Linked DNA regions of Homo sapiens: regions 2, 3, 4, 5, 6 and 7 are each linked to region 1. Evidence: chromatin loops called from intact Hi-C (ENCODE). Cell type or tissue: heart left ventricle. All regions are shown on one strand.

The links. Hi-C counts contacts between places; a loop is a spot of excess contacts. Peaks named below come from ENCODE experiments on the same cell type or tissue, not always from the same donor. Only the 100,000 strongest peaks of a DNase experiment are listed, where the experiment ranks them.
Region 2: a loop joins it to region 1, with 4 times the contacts of the local background. A loop is called at or near these places in 9 of 110 quality-filtered maps.
Region 3: a loop joins it to region 1, with 12 times the contacts of the local background. A loop is called at or near these places in 25 of 110 quality-filtered maps.
Region 4: it touches region 1 in a loop (3-fold over the local background); 14 of 110 quality-filtered maps call a loop at or near these places.
Region 5: it touches region 1 in a loop (6-fold over the local background); 13 of 110 quality-filtered maps call a loop at or near these places.
Region 6: a loop joins it to region 1, with 4 times the contacts of the local background. A loop is called at or near these places in 9 of 110 quality-filtered maps.
Region 7: it touches region 1 in a loop (12-fold over the local background); 25 of 110 quality-filtered maps call a loop at or near these places.

What each region holds. Positions count from the first base shown.
Region 1 is chr2:228,177,924-228,181,923 of GRCh38, forward strand. It overlaps SPHKAP (SPHK1 interactor, AKAP domain containing), which reads right to left and starts at 3,764. Exons shown (of 12, transcript NM_001142644.2): 1 at 3,644-3,764. The coding sequence starts at 3,675. In heart left ventricle, a CTCF peak has its summit at 2,368 (motif pointing right); DNase peaks (open chromatin) are centred at 2,738, 3,398 and 3,858; H3K4me3 peaks cover 3,761 bases; H3K27ac peaks cover 4,000 bases; H3K27me3 peaks cover 1,654 bases.
Region 2 is chr2:228,325,640-228,329,639 of GRCh38, forward strand. No RefSeq gene overlaps it. Among named protein-coding and RNA genes, the nearest start is that of SPHKAP, 150 kb to the left of the region's middle. In heart left ventricle, no CTCF peak of the experiment used is centred here; no DNase peak of the experiment used is centred here; H3K27ac peaks cover 945 bases.
Region 3 is chr2:228,647,278-228,651,277 of GRCh38, forward strand. No RefSeq gene overlaps it. Among named protein-coding and RNA genes, the nearest start is that of LINC01807, 38 kb to the left of the region's middle. In heart left ventricle, no CTCF peak of the experiment used is centred here; no DNase peak of the experiment used is centred here; H3K27ac peaks cover 1,427 bases.
Region 4 is chr2:228,046,798-228,050,797 of GRCh38, forward strand. The region is part of intron 3 of SPHKAP (SPHK1 interactor, AKAP domain containing); the gene reads right to left. Among named protein-coding and RNA genes, the nearest start is that of SPHKAP, 130 kb to the right of the region's middle. In heart left ventricle, a CTCF peak has its summit at 2,276 (motif pointing right); no DNase peak of the experiment used is centred here.
Region 5 is chr2:228,038,195-228,042,194 of GRCh38, forward strand. All of the region lies in intron 3 of SPHKAP (SPHK1 interactor, AKAP domain containing), which reads right to left. It overlaps LOC105373918 (a long non-coding RNA gene), which reads left to right. Exons shown (of 3, transcript XR_001739908.2): 3 at 3,814-3,900. Among named protein-coding and RNA genes, the nearest start is that of SPHKAP, 140 kb to the right of the region's middle. In heart left ventricle, a CTCF peak has its summit at 1,748 (motif pointing right); no DNase peak of the experiment used is centred here.
Region 6 is chr2:228,316,566-228,320,565 of GRCh38, forward strand. No RefSeq gene overlaps it. Among named protein-coding and RNA genes, the nearest start is that of SPHKAP, 140 kb to the left of the region's middle. In heart left ventricle, a CTCF peak has its summit at 1,855 (motif pointing right); no DNase peak of the experiment used is centred here; H3K27ac peaks cover 459 bases.
Region 7 is chr2:228,655,703-228,659,702 of GRCh38, forward strand. No RefSeq gene overlaps it. Among named protein-coding and RNA genes, the nearest start is that of LINC01807, 46 kb to the left of the region's middle. In heart left ventricle, a CTCF peak has its summit at 2,292 (motif pointing left); no DNase peak of the experiment used is centred here.

The DNA of each region.
Region 1 (4,000 bases):
GCAAAAAGAACAAAACAGTACAGTATAACAATGCAAATGTTTAGAAAACAGGGAACTCTCTTAACATTCAAATTCAAGCTTAGATATGGCCAAGGTGACAAACTATTTCTATTTGCTAAAAAAGATTATTTTTAGCACTTGTTGGCTTTAAAAGATGGTCTCCTTGCTTTTAGGCTGCCCCCATGTGTTCTGATGGTATCAGTGTTTGTCCAAATTGTGTACCAGAAATTCTTTTTCCTTCCATTTAAAATAAAGTATGGATTTTCAATCAGTACACAAGAGAAAACTGGACTTGAAGGCAGAAAAATTTTGTGGATGACCTAGCTCTGCTACATAGAATTTATATGGATTTTTAAATACAATTATTTCCTTTATTTAATTTCCTTTGGCTTCAGAGTTTTCAGCTAGGAAATGGAGATGATAATATCTGTCATGATTGACTCACAAGGATGTGATGATCAAATAATTTAATATATTAGATAACACTTGATAACACCTTACGAAACACACGCTAGTTACCAATATAAAAGTGAGACTGACTTTTTTTCTGTAAGTGGAAACTACTGCATTGTAATACAGTGTACTATAGAACACACTGGATGGATGTCCTTTGATTCTTTTTTTGTTTTTCTAATATCTAATTTTGCGACTTAGCAAATCAAATCAATTTTCCATAAAATAGATGACTAAAGAACCTCTATCAGCGATTTTAGATTAAAAAAAAATCCCTCTTAAATTTTTTTTTTCTTGATGGACTACTAGTCAGAAAACACTTGGATTCCAGGTCTATAACGCAACTAACATGGAAACATTTAATCTCTGCACAGCTTGGTTTCCTTATGGACGATATCTTCCAGCTTTGATAACCAGTGATTTTAAGAAATCTGTGACGCAATCCACATAATTTACTGCACCTTTAAAAATGAAAATATTCATAGTAAAAATGAATTAGAGTTTTCACAGAAGGAAGGGAATACAGTTTAATAACTCAAAGAACCCAAAACATTTCCTTAAAAAAAAAAAACATGTTTTACAGTTTCTGAAGTATATGAGTCAAATTTAGTTTTAATATCAATCATCACAGAATATTGCTTGATTGAAATTTCAGTAATTTATATTTGTGTTTAATTGAAAATTCTAAGAAAATGGAAAAGCCAACATAAAATATATTCTATAATTAACTCAATGTTATTAAATCATTTTGTTTTCTCTAATGATTAAGTAGAATGTCTTAAATTGTTTTCTAATTCTTAAGAGAAACAGTGATTTATAACCACCAACTTAATTTTATTAGATACCAAAAATGTTTTCAGACTTGGACATCACAAGCCTTGACAATAGCAATTTGATATTTGCTGATCATTGTTGGTTTCTTCGAAAAGCTTATGTGGAATATTCAATAATCAATTCTTTAAAATGCAATGTTTTGTGAACAAGTAGCATGACTAATACATGATTTGTCTACACCATTAAAAATTTTAATTTTCTTTTTGCATCCCAATCCCTATGGCTTTCAATTAAGTCTTATAGAAAAGGAATGGTGTTTCTTGTATACAATGAAATAGAGGATTGAATCAACTCATGTACAGGAGTTAATTTACATGATTAAGAATGCTAATAAAATACCCGAAATTACTACACTGATTTGTGGATTAAGAAGGCTAATAAAATACCGGAAATTACTACACTGATTTGTGGAAATTGGTGAATAAAAAGTCAGGTTCAAAAAGCTTAGTTTGCTGCAGCTGATATTAAGCCTATATTAACATTTTGATAGGCCACTACAAGATACAGAGCAATATCATCAGAGTTGCTTTGCTCTTTATAAGGTCATTTTATAGTACTGAGACAGAAATAATTGTAATAAATTACTGGCACAATGTGTTTCTAGTAATTTAGAAAATGTTCCGGTATTTGAATAGAAATATAATCAGGATTCAGGCGCAGCTATATTGGTCTGTAAAACCGGATTAAAGCAATCAATCTGTTATCAAAAATCTCTGTCGGAAGATTATTAGGACCACCCAATTCACCGTTTCAATTCTAATGACCATTTGCCCTAGACAGTAGAATAGATAGGTGGAGAAAGTGAGCTTCCAATTTACATGACTTTCCAAACACCTTAATGCCTTTGCGTAAACATCACTGGCAATTTTTTTTAAGTTAAAAAATCGGCAAAATGGAAAGACAGCGGTGGTCCTTTGACCCTGTTCCGCTGGGGCAGGGATCGGGAGGGTGGGGATTGAGACTTCACTTAAGAGCTGCTTCAAGGAGTGCACAGAAACCACAGCGGGCCTTTTCTGAACCATTTGCTATCCCCGCAGCGAAGGGACGCTTAAGGAGGAAGTGCCTGTGGAGCTGAGAAAGCGTTATTTCATCGCGGAATACAAATAATTCAGGTCTCTAGATGGCAGCCTTCAATGCCTTTGGAAAGCAGTCTCTCTCCTCCTCCGCCACCCCCACCTCCCCTCCCACCGCATCTCGGCTCCTTGGCAATGTAGTATCACTCCATGTGTGCCCTGGCCAGTGGATATTGGGTTTTGCTGCTCTCCAAGAATCCGAACTTAAAGTGTTTATTCTAGGGCCTGGTGCTCTGCTCTGGAAGCTACCTACCTACCTGCTTGGGGAAAAGAGGGAGTAGGGATGGCACGAAGAGCCACGCTAAGCCGCTGCCCAGGAGAGGTGGGGCTGCGCCGCAGCCAGGACACCCTCTCCCTGGGAGCAACAGCATCCTTGGCTCCCGGCGCGAGCGCTCCGCGCCCAGCGAGCGCAAAGAGCGCAAAGGCCACCTGCCCGGCTGGGGGAGCAGGCCCAGCACCACCGCCCCGATTTACCCAGACATTTATGGGAAAGACATAAAAATCTCAGGTTCTTAATTTCGCAAAGGACTGAGTTAGAAGGAGTGTGGAACAGGGGCAAAAAAGAGACAGGAGAAAGAAACACACCCCGAAAAACACGTTACTCGCACCCGGCAGCGCCTGGGGTGGCGTCCGTGACCTACCCCGGTGTGGGGGACGAGCAAAACCAAAGGTGTTAAAGAAGGAACTCGCAGACTGGCAGGGGGTGTGGGGACGGTGGAGGACTGTGGGACTGCAGGGGACCTAGGTGTTTTCTGCCCTGTCTTAAGATCTCGCTTTGGGGGCAGTCTAGGTGTCGGTCGGGGGTGAGGGACAATCTTCCCCACCCCAGCAGCCCCAGACACCCGCCCAGGTCAAGGTGGAAGGAAAGCGGGGGTACTTTGCCCTAGCCCGGTTCCCTCCTGTTTTAGACCTTGGAATCTGTCTCTCCACAAGGTGTGAAACCTCTCCAAGCTGTGTCCGCGGAAAGTCCGGCTCCTGGCTCCACCTAGGGCAGAGCAGACCTCCGTCCCTGGGCCTTAGAGGCGGGCACGGGGCTGACCCCCAACCCGTGCCACTCCAGCGCACAGGCCCCACTCAGCATCGCGCCCTGTGGGGCAGTTGACAGGGTCCCCTGTAGCTCCAGCGAGGCTGGGCCGGACTTATTTACAAGTGCAGTGACCCCTGTCTCCTCGCTGGGAGCCCCGTGCAAACCGAAGCGCTCTGGGGCAAGTTGGTGAGCGACTCACAACGCGGAACGGAGTTTGATCGACATGGTATTGGGCATAGAAAGAAGCGGGTCTTACCTTGGTACCGAGAGCAGGGAGTTGCCATCCATTGTTGGTGGGCGCCCAGAGAAGAAAGACGGAAAGTGCAGGCGAAGGATAAGTCTGTGGTGCTAGGACCCAGCTCCCAGAGTGCCAGACTGGCGCGCGCCAGGAGAGAGGCGCGCAGGCTGGGGCGGCGGCGGCGCCCACGGAGACTAGCTCCTCCCTGGCCAGCAAGCTCTGTGCGCTGCGACCGCCCGCTGTCCCCTCCCGCCGTCCTCTCTGATCTTGCAGGAGCGCGTGGCCAACGCTCCCACCTTTCTGCCTGGCTCCTGCCTCCTGCAGGCGGGCCCCAGTCTCAGTTGCTCGAGGATCCTGCTCTATCGCTCATTCGTG
Region 2 (4,000 bases), 150 kb after region 1:
AACTAAAAGAGTTTTATGTCTTTCTCCTACTCTTAGGGTCAGTGTAGACTGCTCACCTGCCTGCAGGCAGCATCTAGGAATTTCCTGCTTGCTGCAGATAGTTTTTTTAATCTTTATAACCAGAAAGATCAATTCATAGCCACAGCTAAGATCCTCTAGGTTTTCTATTTCTTGGTTTCCTTGTTTGGGTGATTTCAAGGCATTTGGGCTCTATTGATTTAACATTCTTCAAAAAAACTAAGAAAACAGAAAGAATGAGTAAGAAGAGAAAGGAATTATTGTGTGTTTTTCTTTTCACAGTTGTTATTTTATCACAAAAGGTAGCACATACTTCTCAGCCATTCTGACCCCATCTCTGGTGTCTCAGTCTGGATGGTGATGGGTACTCAAACTCCTGAATTGAATGATGGTACTCAGAAAGCATGAGAACCTGGAAGAGACAAAGACAGAAGGTGAAAGTATTGGTTATCATAGCACTCTTTCTTTTTTTCTCCCTAACAAACCCAACACACTTTTTGTAAAGTCACCATTAATCTATTTTTATCAAGTTCCTGTCAATGTAGTCTTAACTGTTTGGGGACACAGTACTTACTATACAAATGTAAGTCCAATGTTTTGAATGTTTCATGGATTTATTATTAAGAGAATTAAGAATCATGAAAGCCTCAAATCAAGAAGATCATGGCAGATGGAAGGTAGGACTAGATTGCAGCTCCCACTCAGATGGACAGAGCAGTGTGTGGAGTCTTGCATCATGAACTTTTGCTCCAGAACTACTGCAGGAATAAATCAGAAAAGCCAAGAGAAGCCATGGACCCTCTGAAGGAAGTGGATTGCTCTTGCAGGACCCAGGAGATACCCCAAATACTGTGAGCCCAAACTGTGGAAGTGGAAAGGGAGATCATCCACCCCCAAACACATACCCTCACTGGAGAACCTGAAAGTCTAGATCACAGGAGAAGATTCTGAACTTACCTGGAACTGAGTCAGTTTAGACAGACGAGGGAAATACAGGGGTAGAAGAAGCAGCAGGAAAAGACCTGTGGTTTCTCTGGGTCTCCTAGGAAGCCATTTTTGCCTTGCCCCTCAAGGGTCCTTGCAGAAGGCTGCAAGAGGTACTGGGAAAAGATCACAGGGTGAAGGAAACCTCCAGCTGAACTTTGTAACAATTTTAACTGAACAAGAAGTCTCTTGGCCAGAACTTAGGGGAGGGTGTGAATCCAGTGTGCAGACTCCACAGGTGGGGAAGAACAAAGCCCCACTCGCTTTCACAGCTGGGATGCTGGCTAGCCTGGGGCAAGTTCTCAGCCCTGCTCGTCCACTGCCTGGAAGCAGACTCGGTGCTGTTGGTTGGGGGCATGCATGGTGGGAGCAAGCCTCTTTGTGACTGGCTTGTTGAGAAGTTTAATTTTATAAGTGAAAAGCAGAAAAACAATGGGTCCTCTGGTCAAGGCCTAGCTTCCCATTCCGCCTCCCTTATTGAACTATATGTGAATGAATAACCTGTGTGGTACAACTGTTCAAACACCAGGGCATTTCCTTCATCACCTACTTATTAGGTTTCATGCTTCCCAGATGACAAACCCAAACAAACTCATTGCAATTCTATTAAATTGTATTGAAACTATTTTTTTCCTAGATCTTCAAATATGAAAAGCCACAACTTTACATAGTTTTCACATATAAAAATACATACACACATACATACAAAGAAATTTACACACCAAGTGACCAGAGACTGAGCACTGTGTGGGAAGGTTTTACTCCTGAGCTTAGAACCAGACTCTAGGCTCTGGGGAGGAAGGTCAGGACAGGAGAAGTGAAATAGATCTTTTAAAGCCAAAATGTCACAAACTGCTCATATTAGGAAAACAAAGCCTCTTGATACTGATGATGAGTGGACCATCTTTGGGCTTGCAGTCAGAAGGGCATTGGCTGGCAGTAGATGCTCTACTGTGGTTATGTGGAGCCCACCTGGGGTCATGGTGATCAGAAGCCTCCGCTGTGTGTATCTGTGCCATGTCCAGTCAAGGTGGTTATCGGGGGAACCCGCCCCCGATAATTCTTTGTGGGTTCTTTTCTATTTTCCCTAAGTGTCAGCTGGTCTGAGAAATAAAGGGAAAGAGTCCAAAAGAGAGAAATTTTAAAGCTGGATATCTGGGTGAGACATTACATATTGGCAAGTTCCTTGATGCCCCCTAAGCCACAAAACCAACAAGTTTTTATTAGTGATTTTCAAAAGGTGAGGGAGTGTACGAATAGGGTGTGGGTCACAGAGATCACATGCTTCACAAGGTAATAAAATATCACAAGGCAAATGGAGGCAAGGTGAAATCACAGGACCGGGGTGAAATTAAAATTGCTAATGAAGTTTCGGGCATGCATTGTCATTGATAACATCTTATCAGGAGACAGGGTTTGAGAGCAGACAACCAGTCTGACCAAAATTTATTAGGCGGGAATTTCCTCATCCTAATAAGCCTGGGAGCACTACGGGAGACCTGGGCTTATTTCATCCCTTATCTACAACCGTAAAGCCAGCCCTCCCTAGAGCGGCCATTTTAGAGGCCTACCCCTAGGCAGGCATTCTCTTTCTCAGGGCTGTTCCTTGCTGAGAAAAAGAATTCATCAATATTTCTCCTACTTGCTTTTGAAAGAAGAGAAATATGGCTCTGTTCCGCCTGGCTCTCAGGCCGCCAAACCTAATGGTTATCTCCCTTGTTCCCTGAACATCGCTGTTATCCTGTTCTTTTTTCAAGGTGCCCAGATTTCATATTGTTTAAACAATTTGTGCAATTAATGCAATCATGACAGGGTCCTGAGGCGACATTCATCTTAAGCTTACGAAGATGATGGGATTAAGAGATTAAAGTAAAGACAGGCATAGGAAATCATGAGTATTGATTAGGGAAGGGATAAATGCCCATGAAATCTTCACAATTTATGTTCAGAGATTGCAGTAAAGACAGGCGTAAGAAATTATAAAAGTATTAATTTGGGGAACTAATAAATGTCCATGAAATCTTCACAATTTATGTTCTTCTGCCATGGCTTCAGCCGGTCCCTCCGTTCGGGGTCCCCGACGTCCCGCAACAGGTGGTGGGGCCTGGTCAGGTTTACATGGGTGTCAACAGGCTAGGTGGCCAGGCCAAGTTTATGAGAGCTGATCATGTGCCAGGCACTGCTCTAAGAGGTTTATATCTATATTTGTTGATTTAATATTGGAATAGGTATGTTGATTCATCTTCATCTTACAGATGAGAAAATTGAGGGACAAAAAGGTCCAAATATTTGCTGAAGGTTCCAGTGTGGGTAAGCAGAGGGCCTGCATGTGAACCCAGGTGGCCTGGCTATAGACTCAAAGCTCATATTTACATGCTGCTTACAAATAGGAACAATGAATTCGATTTTTGACATTCATATGGCTTATTTATTTTTTACTGTATAAGGAGGAAGAAAATGAAAAATGAAAAGACTTTTCTTATTAAAGAAGGAAAGAAAGCAGTATTTCTTGATGCTTGGCTGGGAGATTTTTCTCTCTCCTTTCTTTTCCCCTGCTCCATTGCACTCCACTTACCCTCTTCTTTTTCTTTTTCTTTTTTTTTCTTAATTGTATTATCTGGGGAAAACCATGAGAGGTGATATCTTTAATTGATAAAGTTTCGGTGCCATACAGATAGACTCTCTGGTTATATTTTTAATTATTCTTACTGCAGAGATCCTTGTGAGCAGTTTAGTCCACTTCACAGTGAAATGAATGAAGAAAACCTGCACAACTGCCTGAGAGCGGACAGAGTAATTTTGAGTGTATAGACACAGCAGAGACCTGGTGACAGATGGAAGTGCTTCAGGCGCAGTTGCCATGCACATTCTTCCATCTGTCAGCACAAGTGTGTTACTATTTTGGGACTCAATTTATCCATTTGGAGAACAATTTTCAGGCTTGTTCTTAAGGTTAAAGTGAAATCTATAACTCACTGAGACTGTTTCTTTCTAATCG
Region 3 (4,000 bases), 470 kb after region 1:
AGACAGTAAATATAAAACCACTTCCAGAGAAATTAGAAGTGCAGGATAAAGTTGCAACTGATTATTGCGTGTCTAGGAATGGAGAAATGATCCCAATGAAAGGTAGAAAGGTGGCAAGCACTTATTTAACCCATCATTCTGAAATAATTGTAGAATTGAAATTTCCAAGCAGGAAACTACCGAAACTAGGAGATATCTTATCAGGAAATTGACTAATTTCATGGGCAAATACAAGCAGCACCCAAAGGGACCTTAATGACAATAGCTTTTATGTAGTAACAAAGTTTGCAATTTTATTGCCTCTGGACACAATGGGTAGGATGCGACATTTGGTTCCAAATGATCATGGCCTTGATGAATTCAAGAACTTGATACACAACAATTGAATCTATAAGACCCTCTGTTAGTATCTGTCGTTACCATTATGCTTGTGTATGCAAATTCTCCTAATCTTACCCCTAATTTGTTAATCTGGATTAAAGAAGAAATTCAAGAGTTCTTAAGCATGAAAAGAAATTTTCCTCATCCTATTCCATTTTGATTTCAAAATGGAATACTCCACTGAGGATGTTAATATGTTGAGACTATAAGCCACATTGAATTGGTTAATATTGTTATAACAATGGGAACTCCTCTCGTATGATGTGAGCTTCAAATGTAACCTTGTTATGAAAGGGAAACTACATGAAGGAGCACGTCATGGTATTGTTTGTAACTGCAGTTACTAAACTGCAGTTTAGTGCAGGACTGACCCATGTGCAAAAGACTCAAGTTATTCAGAAGAAAGGAAATAACATATTTGAAAGGTAAATAATATATTAGGAAAAGTGAAGTCTTTAGATGGTTAATAAAGACAATGAAAAGGGGGAATATGAATAGGCTGCCTTCTAAGGTCATTGATGAACGACGGTCCCAGACTGGGCGAACTCCTCAGACATTAAAGGAGCTATGGCATAGCAACCCAATTTATCCTAGCCTTAATGAATCAAAGAAATCTGAAGGAAATGTGCAAATAAATCCACAATTCCTTTAAAACCAGATGGTATAAAGTGAAGAAAAAGGCTTCAGTTCTGAGGGGCCATGACCAAGGTCTTGGCAAAATCCCCCACTGGGAACTTAGGGCCTTCACATTTGTGGGGGTTAAATTGTCTAAAGCTGATGGAAGAACTTTATTGTGTTTGTTAAACAATGGTGCACAAGGTACTATGATGAATAAACCATTTAATAAAAATTAAATATCAATATGATTATGTCATGGAATTATAGCAGTATTACTGTAAAAAATTTAAAAGCAAAGTTATGAGCCTATATGAAAATTTGTGAAAAGAAGTTATGTGTGACAGTTGCATCACCACTTGCTGAATATCTTATTTGTATGGATGTAAAATTTGAATGAGATTTCTTCCCTTATCCAAGCTGTTATGAAAATGAATGTGGGTAAATCTGGTTTTTGTTCCGGTTTTTAATCGCACATGCTAGAAGAGAACTACCTAAAAGAACTCAACTGGTTCATTTGAAACATCTGGGATTAGCAAGAGATTTCAGTCCTAATTGCAGATATATGAAGTGCAGTTGAACTAGTGTCTACAAAGTCTGTGTTTAGTATTCTCACATGAAAACTGGAAGAAAACTGGTGGGTCTTAGAGGTTAACAGTGTATTATATAGGCTTCTACAAAGTGGTGCCTTCGATAGCATCTGCTGTGCCAGATGGGAATTAACAATTCAAACCATATAACAAGCTAAAGAAAGTGATCTATTCAGCTAATTCTTTCTTTACAATTACTATTTTGGAGAAAAGTCAGCACCAGTTTCCCTTAAGTAGGATGAACACCACGTTTACTATTATTCCACAAGGATATTTAGAATTTTTTGCTTAGTGTACAGTTTAGTGAGAAGACTTAGATTCAATGCAATTGAAAAGCACTGTCAATCATTATATTGATGATATAATCAATATGTGATATAATGTTTGGATCTAAAATCAATCTAAAACTGAACAACTGTTCTGTATAATTATATAACTATCATTGGGGGTGAATGAAGAATCCTCCTAAAAAATAAAAAATAAAAACTACAAGTGTCAGCACAAAGAAGAAATTCCTAAGAATAGCTTGACTGGAGCCACTAGTGACTTCCATCAAAACAAACAAAATTAAATTGTTTTACTTGCTAGGTCAAAAATTCAAATAAGAGTTTAGCTGCCATACTAAAATTTCTGACATTTAAGGATTCTGCTAGCCTCTATTTAGAAAGTCACACAGAAAAAAAAAAAAATGAATTACATAGCGTTCTGAATAGCAACAGTCTTTATTGGAACTCTGAAAAGTCATTGCTCACTCAAGCACATTGAGGGCTTAAAATACCCATGCTCAGATGACATTAACAGTGTTGGCACTTACTGCTCACTGGCATGTATCACCTGTCAGTGACCACTGGGATTTTAAACTATTAAGGTGCCTAAAACGTCTACCAGTTATATTCTCTTCAAGAGATAGTTTTGGCTTATTATTGACTGAAATTGCATTTACTACATAAGCAAAAAAATTTTTGAAGCTTTAAATATTGAGGGCAATTGATACAGTTTGGCTCTTGTCACTACCCAAATCTTATTTTGAATTGTAGCTCCCATATTTCCCACATGTACTGGAAGGGACCCGTTGGGAGGTAATTGAATCATGGGGGTGGGTCTTTCCCATGCTTTTTTTGTGATAGTGAATAAATCTTGTAAGATATGATGGCTTTATAAATGAGAGTTCCCCTGCACATGTACTCTTGCCAGCAACTATGTAAGACATATCTTGCTTCCTCTTCACCCTCTGCCATGATTGTCAGGCCTCCCCAGCCATGTGGAACTGCAAGTCCGTTAAACCTCTTTCCTTTATAAATTACCCTATCTCAGGTATGTCTTTATTAGCAGTGTGAGAACAGACTAATAGAGCAATAAAAAAGTTTTTTTCCCATGTACAGGACAGAGAACTCAGAAATAAGCCTGCACACCTACAACTATCTGATCTTTGACAAACCTTGACAAAAACAAGCAATGGGGATAGGTTTCCGTATTTAATACATGGTGCTGGGAGAACTGACTAGCCATATGCAGAAGACTAAAACTGGACCCCTTCCTTATATCGTATACAAAAATTAACTCAAGATGGATTCAAGACTTAAATGTAAAACCCAAAACTATAAAAACCCTGGAAGACAAACCAGACAATACCATTCTGGACATAGGAATGGGCAAAGATTTCATGATCAGATGCCAAAAGCAATTGCAACCTAAGCAGAAATTGACAAATGGGATCTAATTAAAACAAACAGCTTCTGCACAGCAAAGAAAACTACCAACAGAGTGAACAGACCACCTAAAAAACGGGAAATTTTTGCAAACTATGTATCTAACAAAGGACAAAAATTCAGCATCTATAAGGAACTTAAACAAATTTACAAGAAAAAAAATGAACAACCCCATTACAAAGTAGGCAAAGGAATGTAAATATACCCAAAGGAATGTAAATCATTCTATTATAAAGACACATGCACATGTATGTTCATTGCAGCACTATACACAACAGCAAAGATATGGAATCAACCTAAATGCTCAGCAGTGATAGATGGGATAAAGACAATGTGGTACATATATGCCAATGGAATAATATGCAGCTATAAAGAAGACTGAGATCATGTCCTTCGCAGGAACATTGATGGAGCTGGAGGTCATTATCCTTAGCAAACTAATGCAGGAATAGAAAACAAAATACCACATGTTCTCACTTGTAAGTGGGAGCAAAATGATAAGAACACATGGACAATACACACTGAGACCTATCAAAGGGTGGCAGGTGGGAAGAGGGAGAGGATCAGGAACAATAACTAATAGATACTAGGCTTAATACCTGGGCGATGAAATAATCTGTACAACAAACCCCCACAACACAAGTTTATCTATATAACAAACCTTCACATGTACCCCTGAACTTAGAAAAAAAAAGTTAAAAACAA
Region 4 (4,000 bases), 130 kb before region 1:
CAGGGCCTTCAGAAAAGCCTCAAAAAGACCCCCCTCCTTGGGCAAGAAGAGACAACACTATCTGGGCAAGGGCAGCTGAGCATTGAAGTTTATCCTTTTGGCATTCCCCAACCTCATTATGATTCCACATGTTAACTTCTAGTTAACATTTTCCCACTTGAAAGCAGAATAAAAGCATAAAAAATATTCTTGGGCTTCAAATAGCTCTTGCCAAATACATTTTTAAATTTCAGTATCAGTACCTGAATGAGATAACAAACAAAAGTGGAATAACTCTCCAAAATATAAGTGAGTATATGTAGGAAAATGTGTTTCTTGTATTTTTATTTCAACATAAAATCACAGAATTTGACAACAAGAAGTTACTTTAAAAATTACCTGGTTCAGGCCAGGTGCAGTGGCTAATGCCTGTAATTTCAGCACTTTGGGAGGCCGAAGTGAGCAGATCACTTGAGGTCAGGAGTTCGAGATCAGCCTGGCCAACACTGCGAAACCCCATCTCTGCTAAAAATACAAAAATTAGCTGGGTGTGGTGGCAGGTGCCTGTAATCCCAGCTACTTGGGAGGCTGAGGCACAAGAATCACTTGAACCCGGGAGGCGGAGGTTGTAGTGAGCCGAGATTGCACCATTGCACTCCAGCCTGGGCAACAAGAGCAAAACTCCATCTCAAAAAAAAAAAAAAAACAAAAAACAACCTGGTTCAACTCTCTCATGTTATCTGTAAAGAAACTGAATTACAGATAAGTTAAGCAAAACATGCCAAGCCCCACAGCTACTTCATTCATTAATTTGTGTCCATTCATTCATTCATTCATTCACTTTACTCACTCACTTATCCCTTTAAAGAACACTTAAGGACAGCCCCTCTGTGCTCGCAGAGCTAGGTGTGGTATGCAGTGATGAGATGAACGAGATGGTCATGGTTCCTTGCAGTTTGGTGGGCTAAACTAGTCTAACTGTTTGATGATCTGAAACTTGAAATCAGACAGCTGTAAATGAAGACAGACTCCAGTGAGTGCTACAACAGAGGTACAAACTAAAAATTGATACTGAAGTCTGGACAAAAGAAAATGGGTGTGCTCTAAGATATGGAAATTCAGAAAGACCAGCTGGGGTTTTGAATGAGTTAATCTAGGATTCAACGTGGAAAGGAGAGTACACTGGGAGAGAAAGTTGGTAGGTGAAGAGTCCATTGTCTTGATAAGATTCTGTGCTTTCCGTTTTAAATACTGGGGAGTGACAGAAGATTTACTTCTAAAGACAACGAGGAGGAGAAAAAAGTTGTATCTTATTTTTGCCTAATTGTCCGCTGGGGCTGAAGGGGACACCATGCTCCTTGAAATCCCTTTTGATTACCTTTAATTCATCAGTTCGCTGCCACGAAATTGGAGCACCCTCAAAAGATTTCCACAAGGTTAGCTTGCTTACAGGAGATCAACCCTGACGTAAAACTCAGTCACTTCTTTGGTTTACATAGAAAAATAAATCATTCATTTCAAGTCTTTGAGTTTAGCAGGTTATCTGAATACCTTTTGGTGAAACGGGGGGGTGGAGATGGGTGGGGGGTATTTACCTATTTACCATTACCCTTTTCCTCTTTAATCTTTCAACTCCACCTCATCTCTCACCTACTCCCTCCTGGCTAGTCCTTGACCTCTAAATTCTCTTCTCTTTATCATGTAGAACTGTTTCTTTGCTGAAGTACAGTCATACACCTCATAATGACATTTCTATCAATGACAGAACGCATATATGACTGTTCCCATAAAATTATAATACTGTACTTTTACTGTAATTTTTTTAATGTTCAGGTATCTCTAGACTCACAAATACTTACCATTGTGTTACAATTGCCAACAGTATTCAGAACAGTAACCTGCTGTACAGGTTTGTAGCCGAGAAGCAATGGGCTACAGCATATGGCCTAGGTGTGTAGTAGGCTATGAGGATTAGTAATGTTGTTCATTTCTTCATATGTCTGTGGGCCACTTGTATGTGTTTTTTGAGAAGTGTCTGTTCATATCCTTTGCCCTCTTTTTATTGGGGTTGTTTTTTCTTGTTGAGGTGTTGCAGTTTCTTATAGATGTGTGTAAGCGCACTCTATGTTTGCAGAATGACAAAATCACCTAATGACTCAATTCTCAGGATGCATTCCTGTCTATAAGCAACACGCGATTGCACTGACACCAACCTAGACCGGGAAAGGGAGTGTGGGACGGTGCTTGAGAGCCCAGCTCCAATCCCAGCTCTGCTCCTATTGATTGTGTAAATTATGCAACCACTAGGAGGCTCCATATCCTTGCCCATAAAATGGGGAAAACAACAGTACCTATCTCAGGATTTTTGGAAGGGTTTAAACACATACAGCTTACAAAGTCTAAAACACAGGAAGTGCTCAATGAATACTTTTGTTGTGTTACTGTTACTTCTCCAAACACTTATCAATGTATGTTTAAACATAATTACCTTTAAAAAATCTGTGCTATTTAAAATCTTTTAAATAACTATGTAAGTAATACACATGCACAGTTTGCCTCTTAATGAAAAATATCTGCCTTCTGCCCCACATTTTCTAAAGTGTGATTCCCTTCCCAAACTAACTTCTCTTTCTTCCAGTATACTGTTGTTTATTGATCACAAATGTGAGACATTGCTGCATTATAAAGAATGAGGTTTTTAGCACTTCAAATTATTTATGTATTATTTACAATAATTTTGGCTTTTATTTCAGATTTAAGGAGTGCATGTGCACCTGGGCTTACTGCATGACACTAAGGTTTGGGGTATGAATCTTATCACCCAGCTAGTGAGCATAAGACCTAATAGGTAGCTTTGTGAGCCCTTGGACTCCCACCTCTCTTCCTGCTCTAGCAGTCCCCAGATCTTCCCATTTTTTATGTCCATATGTACCCAATGTTTAGCTCTTACTTGTAAGTGAGAACAAGTGGTATTTGGTTTTATGTTCCTGCCTTAATTCACATAGGATAATGACCTCCAGTTGCACCCATGTTGCTGCAAAAATATAATTTCATTGTTTTTTTATGGCTGCATAGCATTCCATGGTATATATGTACCACATTTTCTTTATCCAGGGTAAACAGAAAACCTACAGAATGGGAGAAAATCTTCACAAACTCCAACATCCAACAAAGGTCTGATATTCAATATCTATAAGAAACTGCAATAACTCAACAAGAAAAAACAAATAACCCCATTAAAAAGTGGGCAAAGGATATGAACAGACACTTCTTAAAAAAACACGTACAAGTGGCCCACAAACATATGAAGAAATGATCAACATTACTAATTCTCACAGACATGCAAATCAAAACCACAATGAGATACCATCTCACATCAGTCAGAATAGCTATTATTAAAAGGCCAAAAAATAGCAGATGTCAGGGCTTGAAGGAAAGGAACACTTAGAAACTGTTGATGGGAAAAATACATTAATTCAGCCACTGTGAAAAGCAGTTTGGAGGTTTCTCAAATAATTTAAAACTACCATTCAACCCAGCAATCCCATTGCTGAGTATAAACCCAAAGGAAAATAAGTCATTCTGCCACAAAGACACATGCACTTGAATGTTCACAGCAGCACTATTCACAATATTTCCTTTACCTACAATTTGTTCTTACCGATTTAATTTTTACCATATGCGGATGGAATCACCCTAGGTGCTCATCAATGGTGGATTTGTTAAAAATTTATTTTTACTGATACATATTAGATGTACCTGTGTTTAGGGTACATGTGATAATTTGATACATTCACATAATTAAATCAAAGTAACTGAAATATCTATCACCTTCAATATTTATATTTTGTTTATGCTAGAAACATTTGAATTCTTTTCCTCTAGCGATTTTGAAGTGTAGAATTGATTAATGTTAACTCTAGTCACCCTACTGATCTATTGAACACCAGGTCTTATTTCTTCTATCTAAGTGATCTAAGTGTATAATTTTACTTATTAATCAGCCTTTTATATTCCCCCA
Region 5 (4,000 bases), 140 kb before region 1:
CAGAAACATCATGGGCCACGTGTGCTGGAGAAGGGAGTTGGGAGAACTGGATCAATCATGAATGGTATCCAGGAGAAGGCTGAATTTGAGGTGAGCTTGGAGGTCAGGGGACATGTTTACAGTGTTATTACAGGAGGAAACTTTTGGTAGTGGGAAGCTGAAATAAAGTTTTTATTTTTTTTTGCAGGGGCAGTTAGGGTGAATGTTATGTGTGACTAAAATGATAAAACCTGGAAGATTCTGCATTACGGTTGCATGAGCTGGAGAGAAACCTGTCAGTGGGGAGGCTAGGGCTGCATGCTGGAGCCACCAGCCAATGGAGAACAAGGCATAATTACTGTGCTCTTATTGCATTCTCTGTAAAATGCCTGCATGAGCAAATCCAAATATGCCAAATGACCTAGGAAAGGATTTTTTTAAGTATGTATTTTTACATAATTATCCTTTTTTCTTGAACATAGAAGTAGTGGATTTTCCTGCAGTCTTCACATCCTGTTAGTTCATGAGGGCAGGCCCTGTCCATCACTGGATTCCCAGTGCTCAGCATGGTGCCAGGCATCTGGCAGATGCTCAATAAATTCTCGTTGGTGAGTGCAGGTGACAGGTGTACAAGAAAGGGACATTTGTAATAATCATTTCCCTTATTTATAGAATGAATTCCAATGAATGTAGTCAATAAACAGTTTTCTTCCCATAAAGGTACAGGGAATACGTACAGAAGCTACAGGAGAATTAAATGAGCTAATAAACCAGCTATTGGCTACCATTTCCAGTACTTAGATTGGCTTCGTTTTCTCACAAAGAAGCATTTGCTAAAAAACAGACAAAGACAAAATGTTGAGAATCATAATTGGTAATAAAGACCCATAAAAGGTGCTAACATTTTTCTTGGAATGGCAGCTCCTTTCTCTTCACATAAAATACATTTCTTTTGTGTGTTTGTGCACGTGTCCTTACTGAGACCATCTGCAGACATACTTAGCTGAAGCAGATGGAAACACACATCATCCCGAAAGAACACGAGCACTTCTTCTCTTGCTTCCTGAACAGAGCTAATCTTGTGGTTGTACTCCACCTTTTACACTCTAATGCTGCTCTTCTATCACTATTATGGTTTTTAAACAAAACATTGCAGGAATAAATGTCACTGAGAAGATGATGCCACCTTATGATTTTGACTTTAATAAAATATTCCTCACAACTACTTACATACAATAAAATTTGAATGTCTATAGGAAATACACAGTTTTTTTTAGTATTATGGGTTATTAGCCAAGTAATCACAGTGATTACTCTTATTTATGACTCTCTTTTCATAAATGAAGTTCCATGTAGGCATTTGTAAAACTAAAATTTTGTTGTGAAATTTTATTAACTAGTGATATAAAATATATTTTTGTGAAAAGCTAATGTGAGGAAGAGGATGACATGAAAATCTAGTATTCAATACAAAACACAGTCATTTTTAAGTGAATTGTAATTCACAGCAACTTTTGCGAGGCAACTGTATTTTCTAAACAGTTTTATTTTGACAGATAAAGTCAGACAAAATCAGTGCTTTTATATAAGATAAAAATGAGTTTGACTTTTTGAATTAAACACATAGAAAGAACTGATGATGACAATTGTTGGGATCAAATCCATATCATAAGTGCAGTTTTATGTTTTCATGTATTAATTTTAGTCAACATTTTAGACTATTCTGATAGTGAAATGCAACCATCAAGAAATGTCATTGTATTCTGCGTCCACTAGGGGGAAATCACTGTGCAAGGGGTCAGATGACAGCAGGGTTTTAGCCTAGGAGGTGAGCCCTTTGATTTCCTCTGCTTGATTTTTTTTCATTTTTCCTAAAGTTAGCTAACATCTACTAAGAAAACTTTTTCAGAAAATATTAACCAAAAGCATGATGTCAAATTGCCTTAAAATCTAGGCATTTGAATGTTGAATATGACCAAATATTTACTAACAGTTTTTCTTAGAAGAAAACCAATTCCTTCTTTGAGCAGCTTCTAACAATGCAGCCATCTGGCCATGTGGGATATGACAGCATCTCTTAATTTGATGGCATCAAAATGCTGATTCACAAAGCGTCTAAAGAAAACATTGCCTCCTTTCTTTTTCTAACCAAAAGGCTTCTGTTAGATTCAGGACCCTGGACCAAAATTACCTTCTAAAGAATATGACATTTTCTGCCTAGTACTGTAGGCAATTTTTTCATCAACGGTGTTATGCCACCCATGCTGTGGACATTCCGGAATACATTCGACTGTTTGAGAAAATGTTGCATTTATATCCAGTCATTGCTTTGAAGTGATTGCAACAATTACACAAAATGAAATATAAAGTTTTATTTACATTTAAGACTGTCCAGCTTCTCTTTTTTTATTGTCAGCATTAAAAATAATTTTGAACTGCAATTCTGGGGGAAGCTCTTCAAGCAGTTTGTGATAAGAGATACAGTAAAAGGAGTACAAATATCTAAAATACTAGAGATCTTTTAACTAAACCTACCTGAAGCCAATTGTATTGACAGCTTAAAAAATAAAATTAAAAAAATAAGTATGCACTCAAGATAATTGTCTATTTTGCCATAAAAATTTAGTGTTATTGTCTTAGACATTTCATTTGAATCGAGGATACACTTATATGTAATGTCTGATGTACATTTACTAGATATGTAACACATTATATTTATTTTAGATTTCCATTTTAAAGAACTGCTAGTAGCAAGTGTTTCCTTCCTGAAAGTAGGCCCTAAGTAATTATGTGGACTAGAAGAAAACTAAAGAATCAGTAGAAAAATGTGTTTCTACATTTCACCTGCTTGGAAAAATGTGCTCTGGGCTATATAAAAATAAAGCGGTAATAGAAAATTAACATATTAAAAATACACAATACCATAAGATGTTTTCCTATATGATTTTTTAGGAATAGCTTTCTTGTGTTTTATCAGCCACTGGCAGTTTCTCTAGTGTGACTATTCTCTGTTTTCCATCAATCAGCAATTTTTTGTTGAATTCCACTACATGCTAACACTAGACTCTAAGTTTAAGGCAGATATTCCAGGCACTAATTTTTTTCTCGGGGCTAAACATTTTTACCTCCAAGGGCTCTTAGGAAAGTTAAATCAGGATTCTCCAAGTATTTGTTCAGAAGACAGTTCTGGGCTGGGCACAGTGGCTCACACCTGTAGTCCCAGCACTTTGGGAGGCCGAGGCAGGTGCATCACAGGAATTCAGGAGTTCAAGACCAGCCTGGCCAACATGGCGAAACCCTGTCTCTACTAAAAATACAAAAATTAGCCAGGCGTGGTGGTGCGTGCCTGTAGTCCAGCTACTCAGGAGGCTGAGGCAGGAGAATCGCTTGAACCCAGGAGGCGGAGGAGGTTGCAGTGAGCAGAGATCGTGTCACTGCTCTCCAGCCTGGGTGACAGAGTCAGACTCTGTCTCAAAAAAAAAAAAAAAAAAAGAAAAAAGAAAACAGTTCTACATTCTCTGAAATCTTATGATCACTAGAGGGTATAACCTTGTCTTAGAGTAACTGTATTACTCTATGTAATACAGTGCAGATTTGCTGAATGAATCTAGGTGGTCATGTGGAGCGGAGGACACTGGCCGTGGGAGGGGATGTGCAGACTCTGGCTCTGCTCTCAGCTCCTATGCTGTTGTGAGGAAAGGAGATGGGAGCCATGTCCTGTGGGTTGTGAATTGTCAGGTGAGTCTTAGAAACAGAGCAGCTAATCATCTTTACTAGTCGGCAGTCTTAAGGCCGAACCATAACTATGAGGACTACTCTTGTTTCCTGGAAAAGGGAGAAGAAAGTGAAAGTGGAAATTAAAGGGCCCAAGTAGGAGAGAGCAGAAGAAAAAGAAACAAACAAACAAGAACAACATAAAAACAAGCAATCGTGCAAACAAACAAACAACCAATGGAGCATCACAGGTACTGGCTTACTCCTGGAAGGAGCTGCATTTAGGTCTGAAGACCAATGGGCTCTG
Region 6 (4,000 bases), 140 kb after region 1:
ATTTTCTGTATGCATTCTTATACTAGCACAAATATTTCACAAAAGCAGAAATTTCTTCCTTTTTTGCATTCTTCACTGATATAATCTGTCCTCAATTAAGTGCTTAACTCATAGTAAACACCCAATAAGCATTTACTGAATTAATTACCAACATAATTGTTTTTATTTCACTACCTTACCTATTTATTTTTATCCAGGAAGTCAAACTGTAAGAGGGGGGAAAGAAGTTTCCATCAACCATTATAAAACAAAATTGACATCAGTTATTCATCAGTTATTCCTTACCTTTCTTCAGCACAGCTGCACCCAACTCTCTCTTTTGTTTTTTTTAGATGGAGTCTCACTCTGTCGCCCAGGCTGGAGTGCAGTGGCGTGATCTCAGCTCACTGCAGCCTCTGCCTCCTGGGTTCAAGTGATTCTCCTGACTCAGCCTCCCAAGTAGCTGGGAGTACACGCACCCGCCACTATGCCCAGCTAATTTTTTGTATTTTTAGTAGAGACAGGGTTTCACCATGTTGGCCAGGCTGGTCTTGAACTCCTGACATCGTGATTCGCCCACCTCGGCCTCCCGAAGTGCTGGGATTATAGGCGTGAGCTACCACACCCGGCCTAGCTGCACCCAACTCTTAAACAGTTACCTCCATTCCTCTTTTTACTGTGCTAAATAGTAGCTTTGTAAACTTTTCAAGTGCTTCCATAATAAAACAGCCATGTCTTGAATGATGTTTCGTAAAATTTTTCTTGTAGGGAAATTGTTTCACATTTACACTAAATAAGAAACTCAATGCCAGAAATACCATAATTGATTGTGTCATCCATCTTCTTGACCTCATGCTCCTTTTTTTTTTTTTTAATGTTTTTGTTTAGTTTAAGGAGAAACAGTCCAGACAGAGAAATTCTAGGCTGTTTGCCTGCTCATTTTAGATGTCGAGTAGAGTATTCTGATGGGCAGGCTAGGAATGAGGCATCTTAGATATAAATGGCCCAAGGAAGCTATAGAGAAGGAAAACTTTAGAAAAGTAAAATCCCTTTGTAGGTATATTCATTGCCTAAGAAGTGAGTAGACGTCTATAAAATGAATCTTAGAGCATACAAGTAAGTGTGTCTCAGGCATTTTAATATCTCCAGGAAAGCTGATCTTACCACCTTACACAATAAACCTCCCCAGGTACCTAATACGCACAAATTAATTCATTGCAGATTTAGTTTCACAACTTAGAAGTAAACTGAGGCAGGGCACGGTGGCTCACACCTGTAATTCCAGCACTTTGGGAGGCTGAGGCGGGATGATCACCTGAGGTCAGGGGTTCAAGACCAGCCTGGACAACATAGTGAAACCCTGTCTCTACTAAAAATACAAAAATTAGCTTGGCGTGGTGCAGATGCCTATAATCCCAGCTACTTGGGAGGCTGAGGCAGGAGAATTACATGCACCTGGGAGGTGGAGGCTGCAGTGAGCCGAGATTGCGCCATTGCACTCTTGCCTGGGTGGCAAGAGTGAAACTCCGTCTCAAAAAAAAAAAAATAGTTAACTGAATTACACAATGTTGAAATTCTTCAGACTTGAGCACTTGGCCTTTGCACTTTGGAGGCACTGAGTATCAGAGATGGCTTTGCGGGATTTCATTTTTATGGATTTTTATACCAATATGAGCATCACTACCAATAAAGCAGCATATGCCACTGGTTAGGATGACAGAGTATGGATAAGCAGAAAGGGTAAGTAGAATAGTAAGTAGAAGTATGGATAAGTAGAATGGATAAGTAGACAGCAATTGCTGTCATCAGTGTTGTATCCCCAGCCCAACTCCCTCTCCTTGTCAGTGCCAATGCTACCCCTGTCCCTGCGGCCAGCAGAGGGAGATTTTTAATGCTGAGCACCTCTTGCTTTGGTGTGAACTGTTCTGGCTTTTTGCCTATCCTCCAAGTATATGTCATCTATGCTAACCTCCAGGGAAGACCTTCTTACAATTAACCAAGGGTGTATTTTTTCCCTCCTCTCCTCTTCCTACCTGTGACTAAAGCACTCAAGTCTGAAGTTTTTACTATGCATTTGAGGTATTGCAAAGTTTGTCCAGCAGTTCACTGCATCAAAATTATCTGGGGCCCTTGGGGACAGAGATTAACAGGCACAGCTCTAGATCTGTTGGGGCCAGATCTCTGGGAATGGAGCAGGGAAGAAGAATTTCTTTTTTACGACCTTCCAGATATCCGATATATTTTCTTTGGCACCAAAACCCTAAGATATAAGTGGGGAAAAAAGAATTTGACTTAAGGAGAAGCAATGGGCTTCAGATGCTACATTTCTTTCTGGTTTGTTTGTTTTTTTTTTCATTCAGACAAACATGAAAAGCTGTGCTGTGATCTCTGATACTCACATGATCTCACTTTTAGTACAAAGAAGTAATTTCCTCTGTGAGTCTGTTTACAATGATGGGCTGTCCAGTAGGTTCTACAGAAATCTTCAGTTAAAAAAATCACTTTAAGGCCGGGCCCAGTGGCTCATGCCTGTGATCCCAGAACTTTGAGAGGCCAAGGTGGGCTGATCACCTGAGATCAGGAATTTGGGACCAGCCTGGCCAACATGATGAAACCCCGTCTCTGCTAAAAATAGAAAAAATAAGCTGGGCATGGTGGCAGGTGTCTGTAATCCCAGCTACTCGGGAGGCTGAGGCAGGATAATTGCTTGACCCGGGAGGCAGAGGCTGTAGTGAGCCGAGATTGCGCCACTGCCCTCCAGCCTGGGCGACAGAGCCGGACTCTGTCTCAAAGAAAAAAAAAAAAATCACTTTAAAATTGTCATGTTTTTCTTTTTCTTTCTTAAGAACGCTTTGAGCTATCAAGATATTTGTGAAGATGTAAATTCAGTAGCTTATATTTGCCTTTTTCTCGTGTTCATGCTGAAAAATAAATCTCAGTATTTTTACTTATGAATAATTCATACACAGTGACAAAAATGCAAAAAGGAAAAGGTGTATTAATATTTCCATAAGAAATAACCTCATAAGCTCCTGATTTGCAAGCCCTAATATCAGTCTTAAACTTTCTACAATGTCTGGATATTTGTAGCTTTAACCACAACGGAAATGATTACCTGTTTATGTAATAAATCTTTCAAATTCAGAATAAAATGTGGTCCATGTTTTTCAATTATATTTGGCTGTTGAGTTCATTTTTGACTAGAAAAATAGGGGTTGTTGTAGTTAGTAACTACCACCTGTTTTTGACATATGAATTAACCCATTTATGCCTAGTGTTCCCTTATTGGAACGCTAAGTATGTGGGAGTTATTTATAGCCTGCTGCTCAAGGTCATTGCCAAGGTCTGATTGCAAAAATTCAAAAAATTGCAACCTCCAGCATAAATGGGTTAATGGTGTTGAAATCAAAGATAGCTTCCTTTATTTCTTTTCAGTTAATCCACTTTTTCCTGTTTTAGGCCTCAGTTCAGCACAGAATAGGTGTATTGGGAAATAAATATTAATTGTGCTAGGTCTGAGAGAAATTGTGAAGCAGGCAAAATTTAGCTCTGGTGTTGTCAGCAGCTGTTTTTAAATTGCTTTCTCTCCCATCTGGGAAGCCTTTACCTTCATGCCAGGCTTCAAGCACTAGATACTTTCTTTACTACCTTAATGATCTTTCATACAAACCGGGGCAAGTGAGAGGGAGAGAAGGAGGAAGGGGTGGAAAATGGGGAGAGAGGGAGACATGGACCTGCTATCATTCTTTTGTCTCTTTAATGAAATTTCATTCAACATGTTTTGATTTTCTTTTTCTCCAAGGATTGCTTATATTGTACTTATGTTAAATGATGAAAACAAAGACAAAAGAGAAAAGACTTAGCAGACATGCAGCTCAGCACAAAGACAGGACAGGAGTAATAGTTTGGTTGTGAGGGACTCTTCCTGTAGTTATCTTTTGAATATTTCTACCTGCATTTGTATCTCCAGTGTATTAACTGTCCAAATTTATAATTAAAAGACTATACCATAACTGTCTAG
Region 7 (4,000 bases), 480 kb after region 1:
GTTGACACCTATTATCTTAAATCCTGATGTTGTTCGACATAATTATTGTGTGTGATTAAAAATAACACATCAGTGCTTTCTTTTTTTTTTTTTTTTTACTCTTTACTGGTGTTCTTAGTTTTTCCAAACCAATATGGTTCATTCTCACCTCTCTGTATCTACCCCATCTTGCTCCCAAAAATAAATACACACCTTATAAGATGAACAGACATTTAAACAAAGAACCATAACCGCAGTTTCTTTGGATGCCATTTGGTCACAGAGGATTCCAAGCCAACAGGTGGGTATATCAAGCTACTGACCAGTAGGGTTCTCCTGCATTCTTTTACTATTTCTACGTATTCTTCTACAAAGGAATAGGTAAAACACTGAAAAGCAACATGACAAGCCCACTCTATCACTTGAAAGTTGATGGGAGACAATTCTTTCCAAGTTGAGTGAACTGAGGGCCTGTCCAAGGGTCTCTCTGGGGAGGCCTTCTCGTCCCAACTCCCCATCCCATAGTCATTCCACACTCCAAAGCATATTTCCTTTACCGGAAGCAGCACACATCCATCCCTCAAGTGCATTTCTCCAATTCAAGGAGAGAAAGGAAGGAAGCAATGAAGTTTCCTTACATCGTGTGTAGAAAACAGTGGTGTGTGAGTGTGGTGGTGGTGGTGTACGTGTGTGCATGGGGACAGATAGATGTCAAACAGATGAAGTACGGAGCTGAGCATACTGCCTTCCAAACAACTGATCTGGGTTTGGCTCCTGGCTATTACACCATTACATGTTAGGGCTTGAGAGGGTCAAGCTCTTGAGTGTTGAATCAAATGGATGAGAAGCAAATTATCATCACTGTTGCTGATCAAGCTGAATTGGAGAATGTGTCTTGAACATTGGTCACAGTTGAGTTTCCTGACATGTCCAGATATGATGGACTGATTAGCAGATAAGGTCTGTGTCCTTAGAGACCAGCCTCTCACAGTATGACAGAGAATCTCAAAGGGGCTGGGGCATGTAAGCTGACTCTTTTCTCTGGTGTCACCAACCAGAAAAGTCATTTCTCATTCCATGGGGAGAAATGGAAAGGGAGTGAAATGAAAGAGAACAGAGGTGTTTCTCCCATTCATTACCCTCTAAGGAACTAGAATTTTCCTCCCCTTGAAGAAAACATGAGAAATAGAGGGTAAGCATTCCTTTCTGACATGAATAGCTGCACAAAACTTTTTAGTTTTAAAATTACTTTCTTATACTCTGACATATAAATAAATCCTATCAGTGGTGTTTAAACTGTAGGGCAGATAAGAATTATTTTGAGCTTTAAAAAAAGTAGATTCCCTAGGTCACACTACGTTTTCTTTTTAAACAAACATGTGTTGGGGCTTAACCCTTAAGAATTACTACTGCATGTAAGCCAATTTTGCTCTATCGTTAACAGTATGTACTGAGCCCATAAATGCTGCCCTGTGGAATCACAGAGAAAGGTTTATCTGACCATGGGGTTTGACTTCTGGTGCTCAGAATGCTCACTTAGTTACATTTGGGTGTATAATTAAACCTAAAAAATAACAAGGAAACTTTAAATACAAAGACCACCTTACAAGTCAGCAAAAATATTTACTGTTACAGTACTAAGTAAGTGCAAGAAATTAAGGGATGGTTCTCTAATCAGGAACTGCTTCTGCTTAAAATATTATTATATCAATATGTTCTTTTTCTTTAAAAATGAGAATTATAGTTACCTTAGAGAAGCATTCTCTAATAAAAATTATTGTGATGATAGAAATATATCTATGCTACCCAATACGGGCACCAACATGTAGCTATGGAGTACTTGAATGCACATAACACAACTACAGAACTGAATCTTTAATTTAATTACTTTTAATTTAAATATACGTAGCCATGTTTGACTACTGTGTGTCGTATTGAGTAGCACATCCTTAGCATATGTTTTTAAAACTGTGGGTTGAAATAAACTAACGGACTCTGAAAACAATTTAATGTTTTATGTCAGCATTTAAATAAACGACCTCAAGGAGTATAGATATTGTGAAAGTTCCTCACACATAGCAAATATGTTATTTTATAAAGTTTACTTATGAGGAAAGAGAAAAATGATTACCTGGTCATAATACAAAATGTGTTTTGTGTGAATTGTTGACTTTTGCTCTATGGAGTGTATAAAATAATAAGTATATTTAGGGGAAGGAACCAAAGAAGAAACACACCTGCAAACTGCGATGTTTTTTTTTGTTGCTTGCACTGACAGAAAAGCCAGTGAGAACTATGTGATGATAGCTCCACCTTGAGGTTTGATGATAATATTTCCAGTAGGGAAAGGATGAAAGGAAACACATGAGAAGAAACATTAATTTTCTCATAATGTTTATAACACTACACTTTTGTTTCTACAGTTCGCATTTAAAAGCCCACTGATTCTGGCCTTCCAGAACCTGAATTGCCCACCTCAAACATAGGTTCTAACTAGAAACTTAAGTGGATATGTTAGTGGACAGAGCCTGCCATGTGATACTCCTGCCAATCTTCTGGTCGAGGTTTTGATGTGCAACTTCGAAGAGTGACCCTCCGCAAAAAAAATCTCACTGGGCTTTACCCCATAGAAAGCTGAAAGGTGGCCTTCGAAGTGGGTATTAATGCAGGACCACTAACATTTTATGTCTCATTGTATGAAGAGAGTATAATTATTAAGTCCTTAAAACCTATTAATTACCATATAGATATAGAAATATGTCAACTCCGTATTCTGAAAATGGATTATATCATGGTTGGCTAATAGAATTTTTTTTTTAAATTATGTAATTTCATTAGAGAAGAGGGGAAGAGGAAGTGGTTTGTTGATGAAAAAGAAGGGATTTTATACCAAAGGGAAATTATGATTCTTTCTTGATGTTTAATTTGCATCCAATAAAATTAATTCTTCTTAAGTGTTTAGTTAGATAAGTTTTGATAATTGTATCAAAACATGTAACTACCAGCCAAAACAAGATAATGGGCATTTCTATAAACCCAGAAAGTTCCATTTTACCCCTGTTAATGGAACCCAGAAAGTTCCATTCTACCCCTTCCTTGCTGTGGGATATTACTGTACTCTTTTCCAGCATTGGAGGGTAGCTTGTCTGTTCCCAAACATCAAATAAATGGAACTATGTCCTATTTATTCTAATGTGTCTGGGTTCTTTGGCTCAGTAAGATGTTTTTGTAATTTATCCTTGTTGTCCCATATGTTACTAACTTATTCTTTTTTATTGCTGAGTACTATTCCATTCTATAGATAGGCTGCCATTTGTTTATATATTTTCTCTTTCTGGATATTTGGATCATTTCCAATTTGGAGCTATTGTGAAAAATAAGGCTGCTTTGAACACTCTTGTAAAATTTTTGTGGCTATGTATTTTTACTTTTCTCAGATAAATACATGGAAGTGGAATTTCTGAGTCATATGATAAACACATATTCAACTTTTTGAGAAACTGCCAAAAAGCTGGCCACAAGAAAAACTCCAAGGCCAGATTAATTCTATCAAACATTTGCAGGAGTTTTTTTACGCATTCAGGATGCCAGTGATTTGTAAGATATGTGCACGCACGCATGCACACACGCACATACACACGTGTGTATATATGTAAGATATCCTAGACATATATCTTATATGTATTCTTTGATAAGTACACTTTTTTGCAAAAGATTATATTCAATACTATTTCGCAGCCTATAGTTTGTCTATTCATTCTCCTATTTCTGCCTTTTGAAAGCAGACTTTAAAATTTTGATGATATATGATTTTTTTTTCTCTTTTATGTAAGATGTAAGATTGCTGTTATTACTTGCCTAAATGTTTGGTAGAATTCCCGGGTAAAGACATCTTAGGGGAGGTTGTTGATTACAGATTCAATTTCTTAAAGATATTGGAATATTCCCATTTTCTATTTCCTCTTCCATCAGTTTTGGTAATTTGTGTTTTTCGAGGAATTTGGCCATTTCATTGAAGTTG